Regions from separate parts of the Homo sapiens genome. Here region 2 is linked to region 1. The links are chromatin loops, found by intact Hi-C in ENCODE. Cell type or tissue: heart left ventricle. All regions are shown on one strand. Each heading gives the region's core, and the rest is flanking DNA. Links, peaks and the distances in the headings are about the cores only.

Region 1 (14,712 bases), core at 6,479-11,478:
TAAGAGTAGGACTGGGCGTGGTGGCTCACACCTGTAATCCCAGCACTTTGGGAGGCTGAGGTAGGTGGATCACCTGAGGTCAGAAGTTCGAGACCAGCCCGGGCAACAAGGCGAAACCTCGTCTCTACTAAAAATACAAAAATTAGCCGGGCATGGGGGCGGCTGCCTGTAGTCCCAGCTACTAGGGGTGCTGAGGCAGGAGAATCGCTTGAACCTGGGACACGGAGCTTGCAGTGAGCCGAGATTGTGCCACTGCACTCCTGCCTGGGCAACAGAGTGAGACTCCATCTAAAAAAAAAAAAAAATTGCAAATACTTTTCCCGGGGTAGCACTTTTTTTTTTTTTTTAAACAATCCTTGGAGTTCTGTGGTCCATGCCATTTCCTTCTGTTTCAATGTTATATATGTTTTGATTACTATTGTGATGTTTTAAGTTTTCTGAAGCAAGCTGAGAGGCAGGCCGAAATATTTGATGCCAAAAAAAAAAAAAAACTTTCTTACCTCATTCACCCCAAACCTTCTCAAATCTGGATTAAATACTATACTTTAAAACAAACATGAGGTGCTTCTGAAGGGGAGGAAAATTTATTTCTCTGCTTTTCTATTATACAAGTTGTTTACAGAAACTGCAAATCAAGGCCGGGCACAGTGGCTCACGCCTGTAATCCCAGCGCTTTGGGAGGCCAAGACGGGCGGATCACCTGAGCTCAGGAGTTCGAGACCAGCCTGGCCAACATGGAGAAACCCCATCTCTACTAAAAATACAAAACACTTAGCTGGGTGTGGTGGTGGGCACCTGTAGTCCCAGCTACTTGGGAGGCTGAGGCAGGAGAATCGCTTGAACCTGGGAGGTAGAGGTTGCAGTGAGCCGAGATATCACACCACTGCACTCCAGCCTAGGCGACAGAGTGAGACTCCCTCAAGAAAGAAAGAAAGAAGGAAAGAAAGAAGGAGGGAAGGAAGGAAGGAAGGAAGGAAGGAAGGAAGGAAGGAAGGAGGAAGAAAGAAACTGCAAATTTAAAAAATTACATATAGTGGAAAATTTCAAACACAGCCTGAAGCACGCAGGCCAGGACGAGGTCTCTCTGAGTGTCGTCACCTCCTGCAACGGGAATTAACATTCTGCCCTTCTTCTGTTCTCACTTCTCTCTCCAGCTTTGCACGGGTATTTCACACAAATTCAAGACATCATATGACTTTGCCTGTAGAACCTTCAGAATGTTCTCTAATCACTGAAGCTTTCTGATTTCCCAACACAGAACCACCCAATCAAATTAACACTGTCTTATTATCAACTTGCTCCATGATTATCAACAATAATTTCCTGTTACCAATAACCAGCCTGTGACCCATTGTCCATGATTATCTCAAAAATGTCTTTAATGGCCCGGCGTGGTGGCTCACGTCTGTAATCCCAGCCCTTTGGGAGGCTGAGGCGAGCTGATTGCTTCAGGACAGGAGTTTGAGACCAGCCTGGGCAACATACCAAGACCTCATCTCTACAAAAAATACAAAAAAATTAGCTGGGCATGGTGGCACGTACCTGTAGTCCCAGCTATTTGAAAGGATGAGGTGGGAGGATCGCTTGAGCCCAGGTGGTCAAGGTTGCAGTGAACCATGATGGCACCACTGCACTCCAGCCTGGGCAACAGAGCGAGACCCTGTCTCAAAAGAAATTAAATTTTTTTTTTTTTGAGACGGAGTCTCACTCTGTTGCCCAGGCTGGAGTGCAGTGGCGTGATCTTGGCTCACTGCAACCTCCACCTCCCGGGTTCAAGCGATTCTCCTGCCTCAGCCTCCCAAGTAGCTGGCATTACAGGCGCCCGCCACCACGTCCGGCTAATTTTTGTATTTTTAGTAGAGACGGGGTTTTGCCATGTTGGTCAGGCCGGTCTTGAACTCCTGACCTCAGTTGATTGATCCACACACCTCAGCCTCCCAAAGTGCTGGGATTATAGGTGTGAGCCACCATGCCCGGCTGAAAGGAAATTAAATTTAAGGGCCGAGTGCAGTGGCTCATGCCTGTAATCCCAGCACTTTGGGAGGCCGAGGCGGGTGGATTGCCTGAGCTCAGGAGTTTGAGACCAGCCTGGGCAACATAGCAAAACTCCGTCTCTAGTAAAAATACAAAAAATTAGCCGGGCGTGGTGGCGGGTGCCTGTAATCCCAGCTACTCGGGAGGCTGAGGCAGGAGAATGGCGTGAACCCGGGAGGCGGAGCTTGCAGCGAGCCAAGATCGCACCACTGCACTCCAGCCTGGGCAACAGAGTGAGACTCTGTCTCAAAAAAAAAAAAAAAGAAATTAAATTTAAAAAGGTAAAAAGCAGCTCAGGACCGCCAATGTACAATGCACTCCATATGGCTGTACGTATCTATGTGAGTGTGCATGTGTAGGAAAAGTCTAGGGAGTTTCAGTGGTTAGACGACAATGACCAGGACAACTGTGTGAGCAGCACCTGTGTGGCACTGAGTCATCTCAGGCTCTCCACTCGGCTCTGTCCATCAACGACCGAATCCAGCTCTCACGGCGACTCTACGCTGCATGCTTGTTACTCTACTACAGAGGAGGAAGCAACGCTTACGAAAACCAAGGACCAGAAGAACTCACAATCAAAACTAGTGGGCGGCCGGGCGCGGTGGCTCATATCTGTAATCTCAGCACTTTGAGAGGCCGAGGCGGGCGGATCACCTGAGGTCAGGAGTTTGGGACCAGCATGGCCAACATGGTGAAACCCCATCTCTACTGAAAATACAAAAATTAGCCGGGTGCGGTGGTGCATGCCTGTAATCCCAGCTACTTGGGAGGCTGAGACAGGAGAATCGCTTGAACCCAGGAGGTGGAGGTTGCAGTGAGCTGAGATCGTGCCTCTGCACTGCAGCCTGGGCGACAGAGTGAGAGTCGGTCCCTAAAATTAAAATAAAAAATAGTAGGCAGGCCCAGCGCGGGGCTCACACCTGCAATCCCAGCACTTTGAAAGGCTGAGGCAGGAAAATCACTTGAGCCCAGGAGTTTCAGACCAGCCTGGGTAACATAGTGAGACCCCGTCTCAATTAAAATTAAAAAAAAATTAAGCAGGTGTAGTGATATCCACCTGTGGTCCCAGCTACTCAGGAGGTTGAGGTGGGAGGATCGCTTGAGTCCAAGAGGTTGAGGCTGTAGTGAGCCATGATTATGCCACTGCACTCCAGCCTGGGTGACAAAGTGAGACCCTGTCCCCCCCCCAAAAAAAAAAGTGGGCAAATATCGACCCAGTTGTTCTCCTTTCACGTTCTGCACTGATGATCAGTTCCCATCCACCCCACACTGTTAACAGTGGTTAATTCTGGGGAGTGAGATTTGTGATGAAGATGTCTCCATTCTCACTCCTGCAGTACGAGACTTCTTTACAAATATATTCTCAACAGGGTGAACATCAATTCTTGGGGAGATGAAAACAAATTTTACTTTTTTTATGGATTAAGCCCAGAAAACAGAACATAAACAGATACACAGTCTATCTATGATATTGAAATTTCACAGGTATAGGCTGGGCTCGGTGGCTCACACCTGCAATCCCAGCACTTTTGGAGGCTGAGGTGGGAAGATCACTTGAGGCCAGGAGTTCAAGATCATCCTGGACAACATAGCAAGACCCAATCTCTAGAAAGAATAAAAATTTAAAAATTATCCAGGCATGGTGGTGTGCACCTGTTATCCCAGCTTTGGTGACTGAGGCGGGAGGATTGCTTGAGCCTGGGAGTTGGAAGCTGCTGCAGGGAGCTGAGATGGCGTTACTGCACTCCAGCTTGAGTGACAGAGAAAGAAGATCCTGTCTCTAAGATAAAAACAAACAAAAACTCCATTATATAATAATGCTACTTGGGGCCAGTCACAGTGGCTCACGCCTGTAATCCTAACACTGTGGGAGGCCGAGGCAGGCGGATCACCTAAGGTCAGGAGTTTGAGACCAGCCTGGCCAACATGGTGAAACCCCGTGTCTACTAAAAATACAAAAATTAGCTGGGCGTGGTGGCGGGCACCTGTAATCTTAGCTACTCAGGAGGCTGAGGCAGGAGAATCGCTTGAACCCAGGAGGTGGAGGTTGCAGTGAGCCGAGATCACGCCACTGCACTCCAGCCTGGGTGACAAGAGCAAAACTCCTTCTCAAAAATAATAATAATAAGGCCGAGTGTGGTGGCTCACACCTGTAATCCCAGCACTTTGGGAGGCCGAGGTGGGTGGATCACGAGGTCAGCAGATCGAGACCATCCTGGCTAACACGGTGAAACCCCGTCTCTACTAAAAATACAAAAAATTAGCCAGGCGTGGTGGCGGGCGCCTGTAGTGCCAGCTACTCGGGAGGCTGAGGCAGGAGAATGGCGTGAACCCAGGAGGCAGAGCTTGCAGTGAGCCGAGATTGCGCCACTGCACTCCAGCCTGGGCAACAGAGTGAGACTCTGTTTCAAAAAAAAAAAAAAAAAAGAAATTAAATTTAGAAAGGTAAAAAGCAGCTCAGGACTGCCAATGTACAATGCGCTCCATATTGCTGTACGTATCTATGTGAGTGTGCATGTGTAGGAAAAGTCTAGGGAGTTTCAGTGGTTAGACGACAATGACCAGGACAACTGTGTGAGCAGCACCTGTGTGGCACTGAGTCATCTCAGGCTCTCCACTCGGCTCTGTCCATCAACGACCGAATCCAGCTCTCACGGCGACTCTACGCTGCATGCTTGTTACTCTACTACAGAGGAGGAAGCAACGCTTACGAAAACCAAGGACCAAAAGAACTCACAATCAAAACTAGTGGGCGGCCGGGCGCGGTGGCTCATATCTGTTAATCCCAGCACTTTGGGAGGCCAAGGTGGGCGGATCACCTGAGGTCAGGAGTTCGAGACCAGCCTGGCCAACATGGTGAAACCACATCTCTACTGAAAATACAGAATTGGCCGGGCGTGGTGGCTCACGCCTGTACTCCCAGCACTTTGGGAGGCCGAGGCGGGCGGATCACGAGGTCAGGAGATCGAGACCATCCTGGCTAACACGGTGAAACCCCATCTCTACTAAAAATACAAAAAATTAGCTGGGTGTGGTGGCGGGCGCCTGTAGTCCCAGCTACTCGGGAGGCTGAGGCAGGAGAATGGTGTGAACCCAGGAGGCAGAGCTTGCAGTGAGCTGAGATCGCGCCACTGCACTCCAGCCTGAGCGACAGAGCGAGACTCCGTCTCAAAAAAAATGAAAAGTAATAAAATAATAATAATAATAATAATAATAATAATAATAATAATAATAATAATGCTACTTGGGCATCTTCCGTCAAAAGAATCAGACATCGGGTGCATTTAAATCTCTTGCCACCGTTATTCTTTCTAAGGAGCCACTAGGAAAAGGATGTCTCAAAAGAAGGTGATCACGGAAAAAGAAAGCTTATGAAACACTGACTTCTGTAATCACGTTTTCAGTTGAAAGAAATGGAAACTGATCTAACTTCCAGCTCACCTCAAGCTGGAAAGAAGTCTAGTTTCTAGAAGCATCTCCAAAATTGGAAAGTGAAGTTTCTAGCATACAGTTCCACCGAGGGCCCATGATGAAGAGGGGGAGAGGCGGGCACGAGGCGAAGCGGGTGCCCCGCGCTCGGCTGGAAAAAGCCAATGTCACCGGGCTGTGCTATTTGCTTGTGGGAGGGACGCCTGGGGTGGGGGCGTGCCGCTGGTTGCTCCGCCGCAGACACCACGTGGTGCTTTTTGAACTGATCAGAGCCCCAGCCTGCCTGCTTTGCTGTCCCGGGCTGACCTCCGAAAACACCGCACTTTCCCCTCGCTGACTTGGTAGATGTCTGTCTGTCTGCTTGAGTATCTCGAAGATCTGAGGTTTCCATTCCAGCAGAATAAATACTAGGAGGGCCCACCCCTTCCTCCTCCCAGCCGAGGCTGGATGAATCCAAATAAACCCAGCTGGTGGGGAAGAGCATTTCTAGGACTTCGGCGGGAGAAAGCACCGCCCACCCGGGTGGGTTTCCAGGAGGTGGAGGTGCGGACCTGGGAGGGGGGCCCTCGGGCAGCCCTGCCATGCAGCCGCGTCACTCCGCCTGCCTGATGTCACAGGAGCTGGGGGAGTTTGGGTATTTCATGAAGCTGTTGAGTTATTGTGGCTTTGGTTTGTGACACCGGCGTTCAGGCACGGCCTAAAGGCAACATCAAAGACGGTGCATGAAAACCGGGGGTTAGGCCGGGCGCGGTGGCTCACGCCTGTAATCCCAGCACTTTGGGAGACCGAGGCAGGCGGATCACCTGCGGTCAGGAGTTCGAGACCAGCCTGGGCAATACGGCGAAACCCCGTCTCTACTAAAAATACAAAAATTAGCCGGGGGTGGTGGTGCTGGCCTGTGATCCCAGCTACTCAGGAGGCTGAGGCAGGAGAATCGCTTGAGCCCTGGAGGTGGAGGTTGCAGAGAGCTGAGATGGCGCCACCGCACTCCAGCCTGGGCAACAGAGCAAGACTCCATCTCAAAAAAAAAAAAAAATTAGATTGTGGTAATGGTTACACAACTCTGGATATTCTAAAAACCACTGAATTGTACACTTTAAAAAGTGAATTCTATGGCATGTAAAAATCTCAATAAAGCTGTCATATAAAATAAATATATATAAATATGATGCCAAAATATATACATAAATATGGTAATAAAAAATTAAGGCCCTTAAACAGCTTGTGTTTATGTAGATTTTAGCTATACTCCTGTTACAAGTTAACATAATCCCATTAAATATTTTTTTAAACCATATATTTTATATTAGGAGGATGACACGTTTAAGTGAAAAGTAACTATTTTTCAAAAAAAAAAAACATTGAGGGGAAATAGTGGCATTGTTTTACATTTTTGCAAATTTCTTTCATGTCTGGCTTAATAGAAGACAGCTGGATTCTTGTATAAGCCTCTGAGTTCAATCCACTGTGATATCAAACGTCATGCAACCTCTGAAAACTCCACCATCTGTGTGGGAGAGACTGGGAGGAAGGAGACCCAGAGTATCTTGGCATTTTTTTTTTTTTTTTTTTGTGAGATGGAGTCTCGCTCTGTCACCCAGGCTGGAGTGCAGTGGCGCAATCTCAGCTCACTTCAACCTCCGCCTCCTGGGTTCAAGTGATTCTCCTGCCTCAGCCTCCCAAGTAGCTGGGATTACAGGCGCCACCACCACACCTGGCTAATTTTTTTTTTTAATTTTTAGTAGAGACAGGGTTTCACCATGTTGGCCAGGCTGGTCTCGAACTCCTGAGCTCAGGTGATCCACCCACCTTGACCTCTCAAAGCGCTGGGATTACAGGTGTGAGCCACAGTGCCTGGCTTCTATCTTAGCAGTTTTGACCTAGTGGTCCCCCACCAAAAGGGTCTCAGAGACCAACCCCTGGGTGTCCCTGGACCACACTTTGAGAACTCCAATACACAGGTATTCTCTCTACTTCACAGAAGAGAAAATGCGATCCAAGATGGTAATAAACCTGCTCAAGTCCTCAAAGCTGAAAAGTACGGCTGAAGGAGAATAAAAAAGAGAAACATAAAGCAGTTGTGGTGGTGTGTGCCTGTGCTCCCAGCTACTTGGGAGGCTGAAGTGGTAGGATCGCTTGAGCCCGGGAGTTTGAGGCTGCAGTGAGCTAGGATCACGCCACTACACTCCAGCCTGGGTGACAAGGAGAGACCTCCCCCCCGCCACCATCTCCAAAAACAAATTATTACTTATGTAAAAAATAGAACTAAGGAAGGTTTGCTTGACTCCAAAGCTGTGTTCTTTGCATCCATTCTAGTTCCATCCAGATGGCCCGGGGTACAGCTGGGATGCCTGTTGTCCCTAAAAACCATGGGGCACAAGTAGGTAAACCCTAGAGTAGGTAACTCCTCAATTCAGCTCAACCACTATCTGACCAGCCTCCAGTTACCAGGCAGTGTGTTTCCCCAGCCATGTGGACTCAGTCCTGCCACGGCGCGGCTCGTGCCTATTGCAGATACATGTACATGCTTGCAATATACGTGTCTGTCTCCCCTGCTCTACAATGAGCTCCCCAGGAACAAGGACTGGGCAATTTTTTTTGGCTTCCTGTCTCCACTGTTTGGCAGCAGGAAAAGAGAGGTGCCTGAAGAAAGGGTAACAGAGCAATGCAATCCCCCGATGTCAGATTTTTATTGAGGAAAAGAAAGGCAGTGAAGGCCGGGCATGGTGGCTCACGTCTGTAATCCCAAGCACGTTGGGAGGCCGGGGCAGGAGGATCCCTTGAGCCCAGGAGTTCGAGACCAGCCTGAGCAACATGGCGAGACCCTGTCTTTATAAAAAAATTAGCCGGGCATGGTGGTGTGAGCCTGTAGTCCCAGCTACTAGGGAGGTTGAAGCGGGAGGCTCACTTAAGGAGGCTGAGGTTGCAGTGAGTTATGATTTCATCACTGCACTTCAGCCTGGGCCACAGAGTAAGACCCTGTCTCAGAAAGAAGAAAAGAGAAGACAGGGGAGGGGAGGGGAGGAGAGGAGAGGGGAGGAGAGCAGTGGAATCCCAGATGATCCTTCCAGAATCTGCAAGCAGCACTGTGGAGGCACCCTGGGGAAGAAAGTCTGCTAGGATCTGGAGAAGCACTAGAAGCCGGGCACAGTGGCTCACGCCTGTAATCCCAGCACTCTGGGAGGCCGAGATGGGCAGGTCACCTGAGGTCAGGAGTTCGAGACCAGCCTGGCCAACATGGTGAAACCCCGTCTCTACTAAAAATGCAAAAATTAGCCGGGCGTGGTGGTGCACGCCTGTAATCTCAGCTACTTGGGAGGCTGAGACAGGAGGATTGCTTGAACCCGGGAGGCAGAGGTTGCAGTGAGCTGAGATCGCGCCACTGCACTCCAGCCTGGGCGACAGAGCGAGACTCCGTCTCAAAACAACAACAGAAAAAGCAGCACTGAGGACTGGGCTGCGGGCTGCGTCCTCTGCAGGCCCTGGCTCCCCTGTACCCACCCCCTCCTGCACGCTTTTAAGCAGATCCAGCACTCCCTTCAGGGCGCTGGGGAGGAGCTGCCAGCAGACAGGAATGCGCTGTGCAGAAGCAGCAGGTTCTGCCAGCTCCTCCCGAGCCTGCAGGGAAATGCAGGCAGATCTGTGGCCTCGCACAGGCGGACAGACGGGCAGCAGGGATCTCCAACCGGGCCCCGGAGCACGAACCACTACGCAATCGTCACAGCATGTGCTACCTTCCGTGGTGTTCTGGGAATCTAAATCAATCCCATACGCTGGACAGCAAGCCAGAAACGGAAGCCAATCTCGGGCTGGGCAGAGGGCCACCCGGCCCTCCCCTCACCACCACCCCTCCCTTTTCCTTCAATCAGAATTGCCTTTTATAGGCAGGTTGATAGTTCACAGCTGGAAGGGGGCTCACTGCGGCTCTGCAAGGAAAGATGCGCTACCCACCCTTTTCTCTCTTTCTCTTTCTTTTTCTCTTTTTCTTTCTTTCTTTCTTTCTTTCTTTTTGTTTCTTCCTTTCTTCCTTTCTTTCTTTTCTTTCTCTTTCTTTCTTTCTCTCTCTCTTTCCTTCCTTCCTTTCTTTTCTTTCTCCCTTTCCTTTCCCCTTCCTTCCTTCCCTTTCTTTCTTTCTTTTTCTCTTTTCTGTTCTGTTCTGTTCTTTTTTTTGATGGAGTTTCGCTCTTGTTGCCCAGGCTGGAGCACAATAGCACAGTCTTGCCTCACTGAAACCTCCGCCTCCCGGGTTCAAGCGATCCTCCTGCCTCAGCCTCCCGAGTAGCTGGGATTACAGGTGCGCACCACCATGCCTGGCTAATTTTTGTATTTTTAGTAGAGACGGGGTTTCACCGTGTTAGCCAGGGTGATCTCGATCTCCTGACCTCGTGATCCACCCGCCTCGGCCTCCCAAAGTGCTAGGATTACAGGCGTGAGCCGCCGTGCCCGGCCTAAAGCTGTGTTCTTTCTGTTCCACAGGCTGCAGAGAGGGAGCTGATGCCAGAATGAGGGGGAACCCCCGGAGCTTCTCGCATCGGGTGGGACCGGCATCCGGTGAGACCGCGGTGGCTCTCTGGGGCTGAAAATTCCAAGCAGAGTAGCCCGAGGAATCCAGCCATCCCCGAGGGTTCAGAAATGCAAATCAGGGCTGTGTATTCACAGCCTGGACTGGAGATCGACCAAAAACTATGCAGGGCTCACCCTTGCGGGGCGGCGGCTAAATTTAGGAAACCAACCATCTGGAGAATGCAGGCATCAGAAGCCCCTGCAGCTAGGAGGATCATTTCAGTTCATTTTTATTCACTGTTCATAGATCTCCCAGTTTTTCCTAGCGTGTTCAAGCTGGAAAGGATTTCAGAGATTGTGTCACCTAGATTTATTTTACAGAAGGAGGAACTAAGCGTTTAAGGGAGAAGTGCCTGTTCTTTTATTATTATTATTATTATTTTATTTTTTGAGACAGAGTCTCGCTCTGTCACCCAGGCTGGAGTGCAGTGGTGCAATCTCGGCTCACTGCAAGCTCTGCCTCCTGGGTTCACGCCATTCTCCTGCCTCAGCCTCCTGAGTAGCTGGGACTACAGGCGCCCGCCACCACGCCCCGCTAATTTTTTGTATTTTTAGTAGAGACGGGGTTTCACTGTGTTAGCCAGGATGGTATCGATCTCTTGACCTCGTGATCCACCCGCCTCGGCCCCCCAAAGTGCTAGGATTACAGGCGTGAGCCACCGTGCCGGGTCTCGAGAAGTGCCTGTTTTAACACACTGAAAAGTGGTCTTAGCCAGGTGCAGCATAATATGCCCGTCTCCCAGCACTTTGGGAGGCCGAGGCAGGAGGATCGCTTGAGGCCAGGAGTTTGAGACCAGCCTGGGCAACATAGCAAGACCCCATCACTACAAAAAATAAAAATAAATTAGCCGGATGTGGTGGCGTGTGCTTGTGGTCCCAGCTACTCTGGAGGCTGAAGCAGGAGGATGGCTTGAACCAGGAAGTCGAGGCTGCAGTGAGCTAGGACTGCGCCACTGCACTCCAGCCTGGGCAACGGAGCAAGACCCTGCTTCAAAAAAAAAAAAAAATGAATGAAAGGAAGGAAGGAAGGAAGCGAGGGAGGGAGGGAGGGAGGGAGCGAGGGAGGGAAGGAAGGAAGGAAGCGAGGGACAGAGGGAGGAAAAAGAGAAAGTTTTCTGCCCTAGACACTCCAGCCTGGGCAACGGAGCAAGACCCTCCTTCAAAAAAAAAAAAAAAAAGAATGAATGGAAGGAAGGAAGGAAGGGAGGGAGTGGGGAGGGAGGGAGGGAAAAGAGAAAGTTTTCTGCCCTATTATGTGATTTTCACACCACCCCAAGTTCAAGAACAAAGTGTGGTTTGTTTGAATGCTTTTCCCAGACAGAGATGCAGGGCAGTGGCGAGAAGGAAACAATCCAGTGGCGGCTTCCCCTCTCTTAGAAGTATTAGGCCCAAGAAACCACCTGAAATCCTGGGATGAACTAGATTCTGTCGTTGGAGTCCAAGTCCTTTTGGCTGTCAGTATGAGTGGCTTGAAGCCGCTATAACAAGTCACACGGATCTGGTGGCTTAAAACAATGGAAATGGATTCTCTATGGCTCTGGAGGTCAGAAATCTAGATGTGGGCAAGGCCGTGCTCCCTCTGGAGGCTCCAGGGGAGGATCCTTCCTGCCTCCTCCAGCTTCTGGGGCCTCCAGGCATCCTCTGGCTTGAGCCCACATGGCTCCAGTCTCTGCCTCCATCTCCCCATGCCTTTCCTCATGTGTCAAATCTCACTGTTGTTTTTTTTGTTTGTTTTTTGAGACAAGGTCTCTCTCTGTTGCCCAGGTTGGAGTGCACCAGACACCATCTCGGCTCACTGCAACCTCCGCCTCCTGGGTTCAAGTGATTCTCCTGCCTCAGCCTCCTGAGTAGCTGGGACTACAGGCACCTGCCACCATGCCCAGCTAATTTTTGTATTATTAGTAGAGACGGGGTTTCACCATGTTGGCCAAACAGGTCTCAAACTTGTGGCCTCAAGTGATCCTCCTGCCTCAGCCTCCCAAAGTGCTGGGATTACAGGTGTGAGCCACCACACCTGGCCAAATCTCACTTTTTTTTTTTTTTTTTTTTTTTTGAGGCAGAGTCTTGCTTTGTTGCCCAGGCTGGAGTGCAGTGGCTTGATCTTGGCTTACTGCAACCTCTGCCTCCTCAGCTGAAGTGATTCTCCTGCCTCAGCCTCCCGAGTAGCTGGGATTACAGGCATGCGCCACCACACCCAGCTAATTTTTGTATTTTTAGTAGAGACGGGGTTTCACCATGTTGGCCAGCATGGTCTCGATCTCCTGACCTCGTGATCTGCCCGCCTTGGCCTCCCAAAGTGCTGGGATGACAGGTGTGAGCCACCGCAGCCTGCCAAAATCTCACTCTTATAAGGACATTTGTAATTGTTTAGGGTCCACCTGGAGAACCCAGGATAATCTGCCGTCTGAAGATCCTTCATGTGATCACTTCTGCGACCTCTTTGTCCTATAAGGGAAAATTCACAGGTTCCAGACATTTAGGAGCCAATATCTTTGGGGGCATTACTCACACGACATACAAAGTCTCTTTTCAGGGCAAACATAGATGCTCACAGGAAATGCCTCCATGCCCCGCAGTCGGGCAAGCTTCCAAGCAAGCAAGCCGCTTTTAAGAGTCAGGAAGAGGCTGGGTGGCTCACGCCCGTAATCCCAGCACTGTGGGAGGCCGAGGTGGGTGGATTGCTTGAGCCCAGGAGTTTGAGACCAGCCTGGGCAACATAGTGAGATCCCATCTCTACAAAAAATACAAAAATTAGCTGGGCGTGGTGGTGTGCACCTGTAGTCCTTGGGGGGCTGAGGTGGGAGGATCACTTGAGCCCAGGAGTTGGAGGCTACAGTGAGCCGAGATTGCACCACTGCACTCCAACCTGCGTGACAAAGTTAGACTCTGTTTCTGGCCAGGTGCAGTGGCTCATGCCTGTAATCCCAGCACTTTGGGAAACTGAGGTGGGCAGATCACCTGAGGTCAGGAGTTCGAGACCAGCCTGACCAACATGGAGAAACCCCATCTCTACTAAAAATACAAAAATTAGCTGGGTGTGGTGGTGCACGCCTGTAATCCCAGCTATTCAGGAGGCTGAGGCAGCAGAATCGCTTGAACCCGGGAGGTGGAGGTTGCGGTGAGCCAAGATTGTGCCACTGCACTCCAGCCTGGGCAACAAGAGTGAAACTCTGTCTCAAAAAAAAATAATTAATTAATTAATTAATTAATTAATTTAAAAAAAAAGTTAGACCCTGTCTCAAAAATAAAAAGTCAGGATGAGAGAAGGCAGCCAAGGCAAGGAAGACCAATAACATGCTCGGATGGTGCAGTCTCTTTGGAACATTCCAAAACTAAACTGAGAAGGTTCCCATTCTCGGTGATGACAAGTTTCTGGAACTAGATAGATAGTGCTGGTGTTTGCACGCAGTGTTCATGGAAATAATGCCATGGAGTTGCAAACTTTTGAACAGTAAACAAGGGCCGGGCACCGTGGCTCATGCCTGTAATCCCAGCACCTCAGGAGGCCGAGGCGGGGGGATCATTTGAGCCCAGGATTTTGAGACCAGCCTGGGCAACACAGCGAGACCCTGTCTCCACGAAAAATTTAAAAATTAGCTGGGCATGGTGGTGTGTGTCTGTAGTCCCAGCTACTCAAGAGGCTGAGGTGGGAGGATCACTTGAGCCCAGGAGGTTGAGGCTGCAGTGAGCTGTGATCGCACCACTGCACTCCAGCCTGGGCGACAGAGCAAGACCCTGTGTCAAAAAAAAAAAAGAAGGCCAGGTGTGGTGGCTCACACCTGTAATCCCAGCACTTTGGGAGGTCGAGGCAGGCAGATCATCTGAGGTCGGGAGTTCAAGACCAGCCTGGCCAACATGGAGAAACCCTAACATTTTTAGTTTCTACTAAAAATTCAAAAAATTAGCCGAGCATGATGGCAGGCGCCTGTTATCCCAGCTACTTGGGAGGCTGAGGCAGGAGAATTGCTTGAACCTGGGAGGCAGAGGTTGCAGTGAGCCGAGATCGCACCATTGCACTCCAGCCTGGGCGACAAGAGTGAAACTCCATCTCAAAAAGAAAAAAAAAAAGAAAGACTAAAATGGTAAAAAAAAAAAAAAAAAGAAAGAAAGAAAAGAAAAAAGAAAAAGAAATACATATTAGGATGGGGCAAGCTAAACTACATTGTTATGTATTTTAACAACACATAAAACCCACTTGGGGCCAGTCTGCAAGTACCTCCCATGTAGGCTCAGCCTGGCACTTGAACCCCGTGCCCTCCGCCCCCCGCCCCTCCCAGTGGCGTCTCCGCTTCTCACTTCAGAGGCAGAGCTGTCATCGTGGGCACTGGGAAGTAGCCTGCAGTGTCAGCACAGACCGGCGCTCACCAACGACACGGCACGGAGGCTTTCTAGGGAGCAGTCCCCCCAGGACAGCAATACGTTCAGGCGACAGCGACACAGGGCAGCAACAGCGGTTCCCTCCTGGCAGGCAGCCAGACGCACACACGCACGCAGACCACACCATCCAGAAAGTTCACCTGCGACCTGAGACGCAGCTCTTTGAGGGAGATCAGAAGATCAGATGGTATTTGAGAAAAAAAAAAAAAAAAAGGTTAAGCCAAGTCAGTGGGAAGGTGGAGGAAAAAAAAAATAAATAAAGGTTAGGCTGAGGTCGCCGCCCTGCCACTCATGACACAGAGCGTGGCA
Region 2 (14,801 bases), core at 4,424-9,423, 110 kb before region 1:
CTCCCTATGTTGCCCAGGCTGGTCTGGAACTCCTGGGCTCAAAGGATCCTCCTGCCTCCCAAAATGCGAGGATTACAGGTGTGAGCCACCATGGCCGGCCCCTGGGTACACTTTCAATGTGGTGGGTTGGATGTTGTGGCAGGGGACCCTAAACCGGGTCTCCCCTTTTCTAGGACACAGCAGAAGGAATGCAGAGGCTTCCTGAGCCGTCACTCTTCCTTACTTTCTCCCGGGACCCCCTTCTCTCTGCAGACCACCGCCAAGAGCCCAGCCCTCAGAGCCCCAGAACTCCCTGCAGCTTCCCAGCTCTAGGCCTTGGCCCCTGTGATCTCCACCTCGTGGTCGGGGCAGTGCCCAGCCAGGGCTCCGGGGAGGCGAGGGAGGAACCAGGGTGGGTCTCCTTGGAGGAAGCAGAGAGTCACGGAGTCTTGCAGAGAGAGGCTCAGAGCCCTGCACGTCACTTTCTCCAGCCCCCACCCCAGAGCCTGGAGCATGCTCCCCGGACATGTAGGTCACGCGACCCACAGCTTTACAGATCCCTAGGGATCCAGGAGGGACCCCCGAGACCCAGAACGACCCATAGCCACACAGTGGGAAGGCCAAGGACCTGCTCCCCAGGACGCTGGGCCAGGGAGACCGCAGGCACACGGGACAGCCACACCAGAGCTGCATCTGGAGAAGGGGTGGGGGGTTTCCTCTCGCCGCTCCTCGCTATTCTTTCCCTACATTGTTCCGTTCCGTGCTCCCAGTTCCCACCCCACTCCCTCCACCCGGACGCCGGCGGTTCCCAGGCCCCGGAGCCGGGGTGCATTGGGGGTGGGGGTGGGGTAGAGTGAGGGGCCTCGTGAAGAGCGCTGCGGGCCAAGACCCTCTTGCGCATGTGACGAGAGCGCACGAGTGTGGGAGCTTCGGCCTGCGCTCACAGGCGTGTGCGTGGGGAAGTGTTTGGGCCGCCGTGTACACAGCAGGCACGCCATAAACGCTTCTTGGATGGCTCCATGCGAGGGAAGGGAGGGAGGGCAGAGTTCAGGCCCTACAGGGAGGAAAAGGGAGGGGCGGAGGCCTGGCTTTAGGTTTGAATCTCCGCGGCTTACTAGCTCCAGCAGCTCAGCAAAAGCGTGACTCAGTTTCCCTCGTCCATAAAAGGGAAAGCCGAATCGCCCTCCCACGTGTCGAGGTGAAACTAGACAGTGCACTAAGGCACTTAGCAAAACGCGCTGCCTTGAGAACCCTTATTACGCCTTCCTTCCTTCCACCTCACCCCCTGGCCAGACACTCTGGGGGTGGAGAGGGGCGCTGACCCAGGCCCCAGACGCCCCTCCCGTCCGCCCTCCCTAGCAGGCAGGAGTCCCGGCTTTCCCGTTCCTTAAATTGGATAATTGGAGACAGAGGCGGGTGCTCGAGACGGAGAAATCCCCAAGTGGGCGAAAGGCAAGGGGCCTGTCCTAGTTTCCCTGCACTGGGGGCCCCCACCCTCGCCAGCGCTCCCTCCGGTGCGCCCTGGGCGCGCAGTCTGTGCGCTCGGGAGCCCCCAGCGCCGGCTGTCGACCCCCTCCAGAGCCCGGCGGTGCCAGCCTCCCTCTGTTGCCCGCCAGGCGCGGTGTCTGCGGCCGCCCCGGCAGGAGGGGTTGGGGGGTCCGGGCCGGCGGCAGCTCCGGCGGCGTCTCCCTCCTCCAAGCCCCTGGCGGCGGGCGGCCGGGCCGAGGGCGGGGCGTCTGCACAGACCCTCCTTTTGTGAGCGGCGCCTTCCCCGGGCGGCCTGGCGCGCAGGGCTCGGGCACTGCGCCAGGGCCCGGAATAGCCTCCCTGCCCGGCCGCCCGCCCCACGCCCCGGCGGAGCCGCCTGACCTGCCCGGTCGGGCGCAGAAGAGCCTGGGGCCGCGGTGGCACAGGAACCGGGTGCGTGCTCAGCTGCACGGGGCTGCAGCCGCTACTCTCCGCTGGGCCGGCACTGGACGCGTGCAGCCGGGCCTACTGTGCGCAGCCCGTCTTTTGTGTGAAAACGCCCGCTGTGTGCAGATCTCCGTCTTCGTGCAGGGCCTACTGTGCGCCGCACCCCCCTTCCATGCAAAGCCTACTGTGTGCAGAACCCCATTTGCCTGCAATGCCTACTGTGTGCGGCCCCTCTCCTGCGTGCAAACGCCTGCTGTGTGTGACCCTTTTCTTGCATGCAAGGCCTACTGTGTGCAGAGCCCTACCTTCTTGCAGTGCCTACAGGGTGCAGCCCCTCTCCTGCGTGCAGACGTCCACTGTGTGCAGATCGCTGTCTTCGCGCTGGGCTTACTGTATGCAGCACCTCTCTTCCATGCAAAGCCCACTGTGTGCAGAGCCCCACCTGGCCGCAATGCCTACTGCGTGCAGACACCCAGATACATACAAAACCGACTGTGTGCAGGCATCCACCTACATGCAAACACCTGCACCTGCACTCGTGCAAACACCCACCGTGCACAGGCACCCACTGACAAACATTCATGTGAGGAGCCCCCAAGCTCCCACACTCCCAAACGGCCTTGTCTTTTTGTCTTTTTTTTTTTTTTTTTTTTTTTTTAAGATGGAATCTTGCTCTGTCGCCCAGGCTGGGGTGCAGTGGCACGATCTCAACTCACTGCATCCTCCCCCTCCCAGGCTCAAGCGATTCTCCTGTCTCAGCCTCCTGAGTAGCTGGGACTACAGGCGCGCGCCACCACGCCCAGCTTGTATTGTATTTTTAGTTTTGTATTTTTAGCAGAGATGGGGTTTCACCATGTTGGCCAGGCTGGTCTTGAACTCCTGACCTCAGGTGATCCACTTGCCTCGGCCTCCCAAAGTGCTGGGATTACAGGGGTGAGCCACCGTGCCCAGCCTCATTTTTTTTTTTTTTTTTTTGAGATGAAGTCTCGCTCTTGTGCCCCAGGCTGGAGTGCAATGGCGCAATCTCAGCTCACTGTAACCTCCACCTCCTGGGTTCAAGAAATTCTTCTGCCTCAGCCTCCCGAGTAGCTGGGATTACAGGCACCTGCCACCACGCCCGGCTAATTTTTGTATTTTTAATAGAGACGGCATTTCACCATGTTGGCCAGGCTGGTCTCGAACTCCTGACCTCAGGTGATCTGCCTGTCTCAGCCTCCCAAACTGCTGGGATTACAGGCATGTGAGCCATGGTGCCCGGCACAAACAGCCTTGTCCATGCAAGCACAAGCACCCACATGTGTCTAAGACCCTGGTGTGCACACCTGCACTCTGACCTGCACTGCGTGTTCCCACTAGGGAAATGCAAATATTTCTAAGCTCCAATGCTCACTCCACAGAGCCCCGAGGCCTGTGAATACCCGCGGTATACAGAGATCCATGAGGTGCCAGTACTCAAACTGTGGAAGCCTGCACGTGCTGATTTGGGGTGGGAGTAGAGTGCAGGGAACTCATCTGTGTGCAGCCCCTTTCTCTGGGCCCTTTGTGTGCACCTCAGTTTACCCCACCTGGGTAAGAGACTCTGCCCTGCTGGAGTCTCTTCTGGTTCTGACTTTGAAGGGCTCCAAGGTGTGGGGGGAAAGGGGGCTGCATTCCCTCTCTGCTGTGTGCCTCTGGGTGGTGGATTCAGGCTAGCAGGGCTGGGGGCTGGGCCTCCAGGCCCTTCCCGGAAGCCCGGGAAGCAGGTGCAAGGGTAGGCAGTCTCCACGGGCAGGGCGCCAGACCTTGGCTTCCCTGAAACTGGGCACAGCAGCTGGGAGAGGTTTCCGGGCCCGCCTGGCCCCACCTGGCCCCTGGCACTTTCGGAAGATGGGCGGGGCAGGCAGGCAATGCCAAGGACGGGCGAGGCCCAGCCTGCACAAGAGTCGCCGGTGAACCTGTGCGCACACACGGGTGTGCATGTATATGTGTGCACACGTGCATGGGCCATGCTGATGTGAGTTCTGTACCCCACCTACAAACGGGTGTGCTCATGAACACGTGCAGGGTCACCCTGGCACATGAACCGTGCAGCACAGGCAATGGCCCAGCGGTAATTCACCCATAGCGGTGACAGGAAAGAGATGCTTGTCTGCTTTGCTCACTGTGCGTCTCCAGCACCCCACAGCTGGTTGGCACTTGGTGAATATTTGCTGAGTGGACAAATGAGTGAATACACGAACACATCATTTTGCAAATATGTACTGAATGTCTCTACTCTGCATACCAGACATTTGCACATCTTCAAACAACAAAAAGATCCTGGGAAACGACATTCTAGACATCCACGGGGTGGGAATAAGCCCACGCCTGAGAGTACACACTCATGTCCAGGAAACACCTGAGTCCACTTTGATTTGTTCACCTCCAGAAGCCAGAGCCTGGTGCCCACACACAGGCCCTCATGCAGAGACACGCATTTTCTTTCTTTTTTTTCTTTCTTTCTTTTTTTTTTTGAGATGGAGTTTTGCTCAGTTGCCCGGGCTGGAGTGCAGTGGCGCGATCTCGGCCCACTGCAAGCTCCGCCTCCCGGGCTCACGCCACTCTCCTGCCTCAGCCTCCCGAGTAGCTGGGACTACAGGCGCCTGCCACCACGCCTGGCTAATTTTTCATATTTTTTTAGTAGAGACGGGGTTTCACCTTGTTAGCCAGGATGGTCTCGATCTCCTGACCTTGTGATCTGCCCACCTCGGTCTCCCAAAGTGCTGGGATTACAGGCGTGAGCCACTGCGCCCGGCCGCATTTTATTTTTTCTTTTCTTTCTTTCTTTTTTTTTTTTGAGATGGAGTCTCGCTCCATCGCCCAGGCTGGAGTGCAATGGTGTGATCTCGGCTCACCGCAAACTCCGCCTCCGGCTTCAAGTGATTCTCCCACCTCAGCCTCCCGAGTAGCTGGGATTACAGGTGCATGCCACCACATCTGGCTAATTTTTGTATTTTTAGTAGAGACAGGGTTTCACCTTGTTGGTCAGGCTGGTCTTGAACCCCTGACCTCAAGTGATCTGCCCACCTTGGCCTCCTAAAGTGCTGGGATAACAGACGTCAGCCACCGTGCCCGGCCAGGATTTTGGACACACAAATATCCCCTCTCTTCCCCTGCAAGCCTACCTGTGCTACCCACCCCAGCCATCCCCTCCTGAGGTGTCTGTCCTTCCATGCCTGAAGGGGTTCATGGGAGTGTGGGGAGTCCTACACCCCACCTGTGATTTTCCATCATTTGAGTTCTCCTATGGCTCAGACCATTGCCTGCAGGAAGCTCCAGAAACAGCCAGGGTTGGTGGGATTAGAACTGCACAGGTGGGGAGGTGATGCCCATATACCCTAAGAAACTATCCTTCCATTTCACAGCCGGAGAAACCGAGGCCCAGAGACAGGAAGGTCTTCTTGTTGAGCTAAGAAGAGAAATAGAGGGATGATAAACGGATGCCCTGACTGGGCCCCCTCAACCATCTCCTCTTGCAGCCAGAAACAGTAGGTTCCTACCGCCAACAAGGGTGGGGACAGGAAGGTGGGGGACCAGGGTGGGAGGAGGAGATGGGAGTGAGGCCCTGGGGGGAGGTGGAGCCTATGTCCTGGAGACAGACACAGAGGTGGGCGGTCCGGAGACACCCACCTCCTCAGACAGGCACGGGCTCTGGCAGCTGGTGACAGAGACACAATCTGGGGCACATAGGCACTGTCTGTCCCTCCTGCCGCCGATCTTCCTCCCCAGCCTCTGATGGGGATTCTAGGGGCTGCTGGGGCCCCTGCAATTGTTTTGGCATGAGTGTGCATACCTGTGTGTTTGTGTGTTGGGTGCACATGCTTTATTTTTATTTTCATTTTATTTATTCCATTTCATTTCATTTATTTCATTTCATTTCATTTTTTGAGACTGAGTCGTGTTCTGTCACCCAGGCTGGAGTGCAGTGGCACTATCTCAACTCATTGCAACCTCCGCCTCCCAGGTTCAAGCGATTCTCCTGCTTCAGCCTCCGGAGTAGCTGGGACTACAGGTGCCCACCACCATGGCCGGCTAATTTTTTGTATTTTTAGTAGAGATGAGGTTTCACCACGCTGATCAGGCTGGTCTCAAACACCTGACCTCAAGTGATCCGCCCACCTGGGCCTCCCAAAGTGCTGGGATTACAGGCATAAACCACCGCGCCCGGCCTCACTGAGCATGTTTTGAAGGCGAGTGCGTTCCTCTTGACTGCTGAACTTTCATTCTATGAACCGACCTCCGTTGACCTGTTCCCCTCTGAATGGAGGGGTATTTGAGCTCTTCCCAGGTTTTGGTGATGAGGAACAAAGCTGCTACGTGCATTTACCTCCTGGTCTCTGTGTGCTCCTAAGTTGTGTATTTCTTTCAGATAGTACCAAGAGAAGTGAGGTTGCTGGGTCCCCGTAACCTTATAGGGTAAATACTATTATTACATCCACTTTGTTGATCGGGAGAATAGACGCCGCCAGGCCTCCTGTCTCTCGCTTTCACACAAAGGCACATACGGCAGACACGGACCCCCATCACTCATCCATCACTTTCCCATCACTCACCGCAGACCCTCCAGGACCCACGCAGAAACCCAGGGCTCCCCCACGGTGCACGCAGCACCCAGGCTGCCCGCCCTCCACCCAGGGCCGCGTCACGCCCGACACCCCCGGAACAGACGCCTATGAGGCCTGCAGCTCCAGACGGGCTGCAGACACACAGCGATTTGTTCATCTTTCCAGCCACCCCGTCTGGTCCTGACAGTAATTAGCTCCCAGACTGGTGGGGAGACGGTGAACAGCCTGAGAGTCATCGCCCACGGCTCCACGCCCACAGGCCACGGGCACCGGGAGAGAGGGTGAATGAGTGTGTGTGTGTGTGTGAGTGTGTGTGTCCGGAATCTGTACTCTCCAGCCAGGGCTCCCCATCCTCCTGCAAAGGGCCAGCACCGTGCACGGGTACCCACGGCGCCTTCCAAGGGGAACGTGCACAGGCATACCCACTGTTCATTCCACGAAGGATCGTGCACACGCATGCCTACCTTTGCATTTCACGCGGGATTGTGCACACGCATGTCCACCGTGCCTTCCACGCGGGATCGTGCACACGCATGTCCACGAACTCCTGCACACCTACACCCACCAGGCCTGCCCATGCGATGCGTCCCTGCAGACCCACTGTGGACGCCTGCTTGTCGGCGTCCTGCGCATCCCGCGTGAGTGGAGTGTGCACTCGTGGAGGGGGCGACTGAGTGCGGGGCAAGCGCAAGCGCAAGCACACTGGGCTCGCGGAGGGTGGAGAGAGGCCGTGCGCGTTCCCGGGGCTGGCGCGGAGGTGGGGTCAGCGGCGCGGGAGAACGCCCCGCCCCGCTACCGCCAGCCCGGAAGACCCACGGCGGCGGGCGCTGGCGTCACGGGTTTCCACTGGGGCCCCGGCGCCGGGGCCGGGATTCCCTGGCGCAGGAACGCCCGTGACGGCGGCGCCTGCCTGCGTCGGCCACGCTGGGAGGTTTGAGCCTGGGGATGACATCAGCCCCTGCGTTTCTGGAGCTGGCCCGGGCGGGACGGGGACTTGGAGAAAGCAGTGACACCCACTTTCGTTGACTGCCAACCCGTGCAGAGCGCTTAGTGCGTGTCCGACCGTGAGCTGAGCGCTGTGATGCGGGTGCTGTTAATGTCCCATTGCACAGATGGGGAAACTGAGGCCGGCGCACTGCCCGCCCCGCCGGGCCCCCAGAGTGAGGGCCCGGGGCTGGGAGCAGCCTTTTCCCAGCGCCCTCTGCAGTGTAGAGTCCCACCAGCTTGTCTCCCGCTCTCTCCTGCACAAGCCGGCTCAGAGAGGGTCTGCGGGTGTCCTGGCACCACCCAGCAAGTTGGGTGCTGCAGCCAGCTCTGTCCATACAGTTGGTCTCTGCCCAGCTGCGGTGGCCAGGGGCGGTGCCTGAGCCAGGGCGCCCGGGCGGCCCGGTGGGGTGTGCCCAGCCGCTGCCTTCCTGCTGACGCCGGTGCCAAGGGATCTAAATATAGCCTGGGAGGAGGCAAGGGCTATTTTTAACGCGAGTGGCTTGGCCCCTCCCAGTTCCCGGGTCAGGAGCCCTTTGGTCCAGGATTTTGGGGAGGGGCAGGGGCGAGGGGGAGCCAGGGGCCCCACACCCGCCTGGGCCTGCCCCTCTGCCCACACCTGGCCCTGGAAGACTCTAGGGGACGAAGGGCCGTAGAGGGAGGGCAGGGTGGGGGGGCTGTCGCAGGTCACCTTTCTTAAACGCCACCTCCTCTCTAGCTGCCGACCAGCCCTGGCCTTTTGTTGGGCCCAGAGACTGCTTTCTATTTTGGGAAGGTGTTGGAATAATTTCCTTGGCTATTTTTAGCCGGTTCGGGGATTCCTCCACTCAGGCTGGCCGCCCTGCCTCTCCTCCTCCTCCTCCTCCTCCTAGTCGTCTTCCTCCTCCCGGCAGACCCAAGGGCGGCCTCCTTCATGGAGGGCAGTCAGGGACACACAGTCCCTGAGCCAGACCCAGAATGGGGAGACCCCTATATTTCCTGGGTCGGGGAGGGAAGGGAGCTCTGAAGGGCGTTCCCACGTTCCAGGTGAGCAGGACTTTCAGACCTCTGGGAATCCATGACGCCAGGTATCTGAATTCTGTCTCCAGGGCAGGGTGGGGCGACCCAGCAGCCTCTGACCTTTCACCTCCTTTCAGGGTTGTCACAGGAAAGTGGCCTGCTGAGAACAGACCTTGACTCCCACATCCCTAGGCTAGGGGCTCCCATGTTCCCAAGAGGAAGATCAGTGTGATGAGGGTAAACTGAGGCACAGAGGGGACACTGGGATGGGACACATCTTGGGCTCATTCCCTGATGGTTTCATTTCCTTCCACATTCTACCTTTGTTTTTAATTTTTTTTTTTGATTGTTTTGAGACAAGACGGAGTCTCACTCTGTCACCCAGGCTGGAAGAGTATGCAGTGGCACAATCTCGGCTCTCTGCAACCTCTGTCCTCTGGGTTCAAGCGATTCTCCAGCTTCAGCCCCCTGAGTAGCTGGGATTACAGGTGCACGCCACCATGCCCAGCTAAGTTTTGTATTTTTAGTAGAGACGGGGTTTCACCATGTTGGCCAGGCTGGTCTCGAACTCCTGACCGCAGGTGATCCACCTGCCTCTCCTCCCAGAGTGATAGGATTACATGCGTGAGCCACTGTGCCTGGCAGCAGCGCCGTCATAGCTTATGGCAGCCTTGACTTCCTGGGCTCAAGTGATGCCCCCAACTCAGCCTCCTGAGTAGTGAGGCCTATATAGGCATGTACCACGATGACTGGCTAATTTTTGAAAATTTTTACTAGAGATGGGGTCTCTCTGTGTTGCCCAGGCTGGTCTTGAACTCCTGGGCTCAAGTGATCCTTCCACCTTGGCCTCCCAAAGTGCTGGGATTCCAGGCGTGAGCCACCGGGACCAGCCCTCATGCTGCCTTTTAACAGCTAAGCAACCTTGGGGCGATGACTTCACCTCTATGTGCCTCTTTCAGGAAAGGGGGTGACAGTCACATGGACTAATGGTAAATAGGTGAGGGAATATATGAAAGGTCTTAGAACAAGCTCCTGGCAGAATGGAGCTGAGGGTCCTGGAAAGGACGCTGGGATATGGCTGGCTGCAGGACAGAGGAACATCCCGGGTGCTGGCTGGTTCCACATTTTGAGAGGACACACCCCCTTACTTATCCCAGTCCGTGAGGCTGGCGAGAGTGACCCCGGCGTTTCAGATCAGGAAACTGAGACCCTGGGATAATTTCCCAGGCCCAGGGTCTCATGACAGCTGACACACAGGAGGCCAGCACAGTCCCCTGGCTCCCCCGGGCCGTATTCCACAGCTGCTCCGCATTCTTTCACCGGTGCCCTCACTCATGCAGCAAGCATTTGTGAGCACCGTATGAGTTTCCTCCCGCTGCTGTAACAAATCACTGCCAACCCAGTGGCTGGAAACAACACAGAGTTATTATCTGACAAGTCTGGAGGCCAGGAATCCAAAATCAGTCTCCCTGGGCTCCAAATCAAGCTGTGAGCAGGGCTGGGCCCTCCTGGAGGATCCAGGGGAGAACCTGGCTTCCACGTTTGCCAGCATTTAGAGGCAGCTGCTTCCCTCAGCTTGGGGCCTCTTCCTCCACGTTCATGGCTGGCCGTGCAGCCTCTTCCAGTCTCTGACTCTCACCTCCCACCACCTCTTATTTATTATTATTATTATTATTATTATTATTAATTTTAGTGGAGTTTTGCTCTTTTTGCCCAGGCTGGAGTGCGATGGTGCCATCTTGGCTCACTGCAACCTCCACCTCCCGGGCTCAAGTGATTCTCCTGCCTCAGCCTCCCGAGTAGCTGGGATTACAGGCATGCGCCACCACGCCCAGCTAATTTTGTATTTTTAGTAGAGATGGGGTTTCTCCATATTGGCCGGGCTGGTCTCGAACTCTTGATCTCAGGTGATCTGCCTGTCCTGGCCTCCCAAAGTGCTGGGATTACAGGCATAAGCCACTGCACCTGGTTGTTTGTTTGTTTTAAGAAAAATCTTTTTCACTGTGCAAGTTGATTTTTTTTTTTTTAAGAGATAGGGTCTTGCTCCATAGCCCAGGCCGGAGTGCAGTGATGCAATCATAGCTCACTGAAGCTGCAAACTCCTGGGCTCAAGGAATCCTCCCACCTCAGCCTCCCGAGTAGCTGGGACCACAGGCACTCACCACCATGTCTGGCTAATTTTTTAAAATTATTTTTTGTAGAGTCGGGGTCTTGCTATGTTGCCCAGACTGGTCTCCAAATCCTGAGCTCAAGTGATCCTCATGTCTTGGCCTCCCAAAGTGCTGGGATTACAGGCGTGAGCCACCACGCCTGGCCCGCAAGTTGATTTTTTATGAGTATATTGCTTCTCTCCAAGGGCGGATGGCCTGACCGGGATAAGACCCGTGAACAGATAGTAAATGTGGGTTTGGCATTTGGCAGGAAATGCTTGTGGAATTCAGGAGGCAACTGTCATTTATCTGTCCTGTATGCCAGCTGGATATCAAGTACATTTCTGTATCTTAAGACCATCAGCCAGTTTTATTTATTGGATGCTTATTAAGTACTTAATGCCAATTTAATATCTTCACAGCCACCTTAGTGCTAATAATCATCCTCACCTTACAGATGAGGAAACTGACATGGAGCCATGACTTGTCGAAAGTCCCCGGCCGGGCGTGGTGGCTCACGCCTGTAATCCCAGCACTTTGGGAGGCTGAGGTGGGTGGATCATCTGAGGTTAGGAGATTGAGACCATCCTGGCTAACACGGTGAAACCCCGTCTCTACTAAAAATACAAAAAATAAGCCGGGCGTGGTGGCGGGCGCCTGTAGTCCCAGCTACTCGGGAGGCTGAGGCAGGAGAATGGCGTGAACCCGGGAGGCAGAACTTGCAGTGAGCCGAGATCGCGCCACTGCACTCCAGTCTGGGCAACAGAGAGACTCCGTTTCAAAAAAACAAAGAAAGAAAGTCCCTCAGCCAAGTTGGTGGCAGAAGCTACCCAGCCGGTTCTGTTTCCATTTGGCCTTGCTGCTGCCTCTTGCTTGAATGCTTTCAGGGACCATGCAGGCACACTCCTCAGCTATCCCCTTGTTCTGGTCCTCCAGCAACAGTCTTGGGAAGTTAGTGGGTTCCACAATCCTGAGCCCAAGCTCAGTGCAGCTCTCCCACCCTCAGGTGTCTTCTGCAAACAAAGGACCTCCCAGAGCCCACGGAGGGGGAATGTTTCGAAAGTGTGCTGGCCAGGAAAGAGACCAGACGTGAACCACACTTCCTCCCTCCCTCTGCTCCAGATGTCTGCACCAGAGGTGGTCGGGAGGAGGCTGCCAGATAGACAAGACAACAGGAGCGTTGGAAAAGGGCGGCTTCCACTACTACCTCCCAATGTGGGGATGTGACTGGAAGAGCAGCTCCATGACCCAAGGATGGGACTTTGGCTTTCTTTTATCCCCAAGCCAGCCCGTGACATGCCTTCTGCTAGATGGATGGCTGTCTGCAGCTCTGACCCTGTAGTTTTGCGCAGATTATCTGTCCCATGAAACGTTTAGACTCTGGCCTGAGAATTCCTCCTTTCGTCTTCTTTTTTTTTTTTTTTTTTTTTGAGACGGAGTCTCGCTCTGTTGCCCAGGCTGGAGTGCAGTGGCGCGATCTCAGCTCACTGCAACCCCCCGCCCCCCAGGTTCAAGCAATTCTCCTGCCTCAGCCTCCTGAGTAGCTGGGATTACAGGCACGTGCAAGCATGCCTGGCTAATTTTTTGTATTTTTTAGTAGAGACAGGGTTTCATCGTGTTAGCCAGGATGGTCCCGATCTCCTGACCTCGTGATCCGCCTGCCTCGGCCTCCCAAAGTGTTGAGATTACAGGCGTGAGCCACCGCGCCTGGCTGAGAATTCTTCCTTTCTAGAGGCCACTGCATGTGGCCTTCGAGGGGAGGGGTCGTGGGACAGGAGTAGTTACCAAAGGCAGAACCCTTTTAGATTCCCCTGATTCTCACAGAGTGGGCTGGAGGCACGTAAACCACCTGATAATGCAAGCCGGGTTTTCCTGAATGTTCTCTGGAGTAGGTCGCTCATCCTAGGTGAAAGCAGATCTTTTCCCTAGGATCTGAGGCTTTAGACGCAGGAATTGTCACTGCCATTTGCTCCAGAATCCCAGTGCTGCTCCGACTGTAATTGCTCATTTTACTGATCAATTGAGACAGACAAATGCAGTTAGAAGACACAGGGATGACCTCTGGAAGGTCCAAGGGACCAGAGTGAATGTTGTCGCCAAAGATCCTGTAAGTGAGAGGCGGAGCCGGGGCCGAGACTGGACACCTGTCAGCAAGCTCATTCCCCCAACGACACCCTGGCCTGTCTTGGCGTACGCTGGCAGTCTGCGTTCTGAACAGGGGAGATGTTTCTTTCTCAACCTTGGCTTGGAGTTCTCCCCAGAGTGATAAATGTTGGCGAGAAAGAGCGGCACATTCTTTTTTTTTTTTTTTTTTAGACAGAGTTTCACTCTTGTCGCCCAGGCTGGAGTGCCACGGTGCGATCTTGGCTCACCACAACCTCCGCCTCCCGGGTTCAAGCGATTCTTCTTCCTCAGCCTCCCGAGTAGCTGGGATTACAGGCATGAGCCACCACGCCCGGCTAATTTTGTATTTTTAGTAGAGACGGGGTTTCTCCGTGTGGGTCAGGCTGGTCTCAAACTCCTGACCACAGGTGATCCGCCCGCCTCAGCCTCCCACAGTGCTGGGATTACAGGCTTGAGCCACTGCGTCCGGCCAGGAGTGGCACATTCTTAGGGCCGGCTCACCCGTGAGGCCCTACATCACTCTTTCCACTGTAAACCCTGTGGTGGCTGCTACAGATCAGCCACAAGTGCAGAAAGCGCTGAACCCGACGCGGCCACCCAGGGGGAGCCCCCATCCCGGAGACTTTGCTGTGCCCTCCCAGGCCCCTCGTGGGATTTTTTCTCTTTTCTTTGGATCCCTGGCGGGGGTCGGAGAGGGTGTGGGAGGGCGCAGAATAAACCCTGAGCCTGCCTCATTGGCTGCCTGGGCTCCAGAGCCCTGCCGTTGCTTGTGGAGGACTTTCTGGGAATCACGTGGACTGGCCAGAAGGGCTGGGAACTGGAGAGCAGGCAAGGATTCTGGAAGAGGGGAGATCCCAGTGGGAGGGATTTGAGGCTGGCAGTGGGTCAGAGACAGAAGTCCAGATGGACAGGTTTAAAGTCTCTGCTTAAGGCGGGGCGTGGTGGCTCACGCCTGTAATTCCAGCACTTTGGCAGGCCAAGGCGGGTGGATCACTTGAGGTCAGGAGTTTGAGACCAGCCTGGGCAACATACTGAAACCCCGTCTCTACTAAAAATACAAAAATTAGTCAGGAGTGGTGGCGAGCGCCTGTAATCCCAGCTACTCAGGAGGCTGAGGCAAGAGAATCACTTGAACCCAGGAGGCGGAGGTTGCAGTGAGCCGAGATTGCGCCACTGCACTCCAGCCTGGGTGACAGAGTGAGACTCTGTCTCAAAAAAAATAAATAAAATAAATAAATAAAAATAAAAGTCTCTGCTTAGATAAGCACTATGCTTCTGCTGCCTGTAAATGGCTCTTTTACCCTTTCTTTAGCATGAAAACAAATTTTCTAATTATTATAAACAAAATGTGTGCAATGTGGAGGCTGGCTGTTGGTACTCATTATCCTTCTCTTGCTTGACGTCAAGTGAAAGATAAATTGTTGCCTCTGGCCCTTCCCAGGACCAAAGAGAAGGCACGACGTCAAATGCATCTCCTTGGATTTGGGAGGCAATGTATACTTAATTTGGGTGTGCTTCCCCGGCCTGGTTGAGGAGGCCATCGTGCCCTCCCTCCATCAGTCTGCGCTCTGTGGCATCTGTGGCGTGGACCCTTCTTTGCTTTGCAGAGGCAGAGTGTCTGCATTCGGCATCGTACCCAGCCCAGTCCAGAGTTTACAGTAGGGGTCACCCTTGGAGGTCTGTGTTCTGTGGGTTTTACCCAATGCATGAGGTTACATATCCACCATGACAGTGTCACATACAGTAATTTCACTGCTCCCCAAATCCTCTGTGCTCCACCTATTCACCCTTATCCCCGCTTCCTTCAACCTGGGTAACCCCTGATTTTTTTTTTTTTTTTTTTTTTTTGATGGAGTCTCATTCTGTCACCCAGGCTGGAGTACAGCAGTGCCATCTGGGCTCACTGCAACCTCCGCCTCCCGGGTTCGAGCGATTCTCCTGCCTCAGCCTCCCGAGTAGCTGGGATTACAGGCCTGCACCACCACATCCAGCTAATTTTGTATTTTCAGTAGAGACAGGGTTTCTCCATGTTGGTCAGGCTGGTCTCCAACTCCCGACCTCAGGTGAT

The links. Peaks named below come from ENCODE experiments on the same cell type or tissue, not always from the same donor. Only the 100,000 strongest peaks of a DNase experiment are listed, where the experiment ranks them.
Region 2: it touches region 1 in a loop (16-fold over the local background); 3 of 110 quality-filtered maps call a loop at or near these places.

The regions. Positions count from the first base shown.
Region 1 is chr19:2,593,453-2,608,164 of GRCh38, forward strand. The region is part of intron 2 of GNG7 (G protein subunit gamma 7); the gene reads right to left. It also overlaps the pseudogene RN7SL121P. Among named protein-coding and RNA genes, the nearest start is that of MIR7850, 30 kb to the right of the region's middle. RefSeq lists enhancers at 9,839-10,605, 13,865-14,712, 14,590-14,712. In heart left ventricle, for the core only: no CTCF peak of the experiment used is centred there; DNase peaks (open chromatin) are centred at 9,109 and 10,039; H3K4me3 peaks cover 1,646 bases; H3K27ac peaks cover 2,090 bases.
Region 2 is chr19:2,487,591-2,502,391 of GRCh38, forward strand. LOC124904614 (a long non-coding RNA gene) reads right to left here and starts at 7,192. Exons shown (of 2, transcript XR_007067090.1): 1 at 6,941-7,192; 2 at 4,116-5,320. RefSeq lists silencers at 1,465-1,674, 1,685-1,774, 1,795-1,894, 7,185-7,564 and enhancers at 3,271-3,772, 6,735-7,442, 7,101-7,395. In heart left ventricle, for the core only: no CTCF peak of the experiment used is centred there; DNase peaks (open chromatin) are centred at 7,261 and 7,891; H3K4me3 peaks cover 1,963 bases; H3K27ac peaks cover 2,111 bases.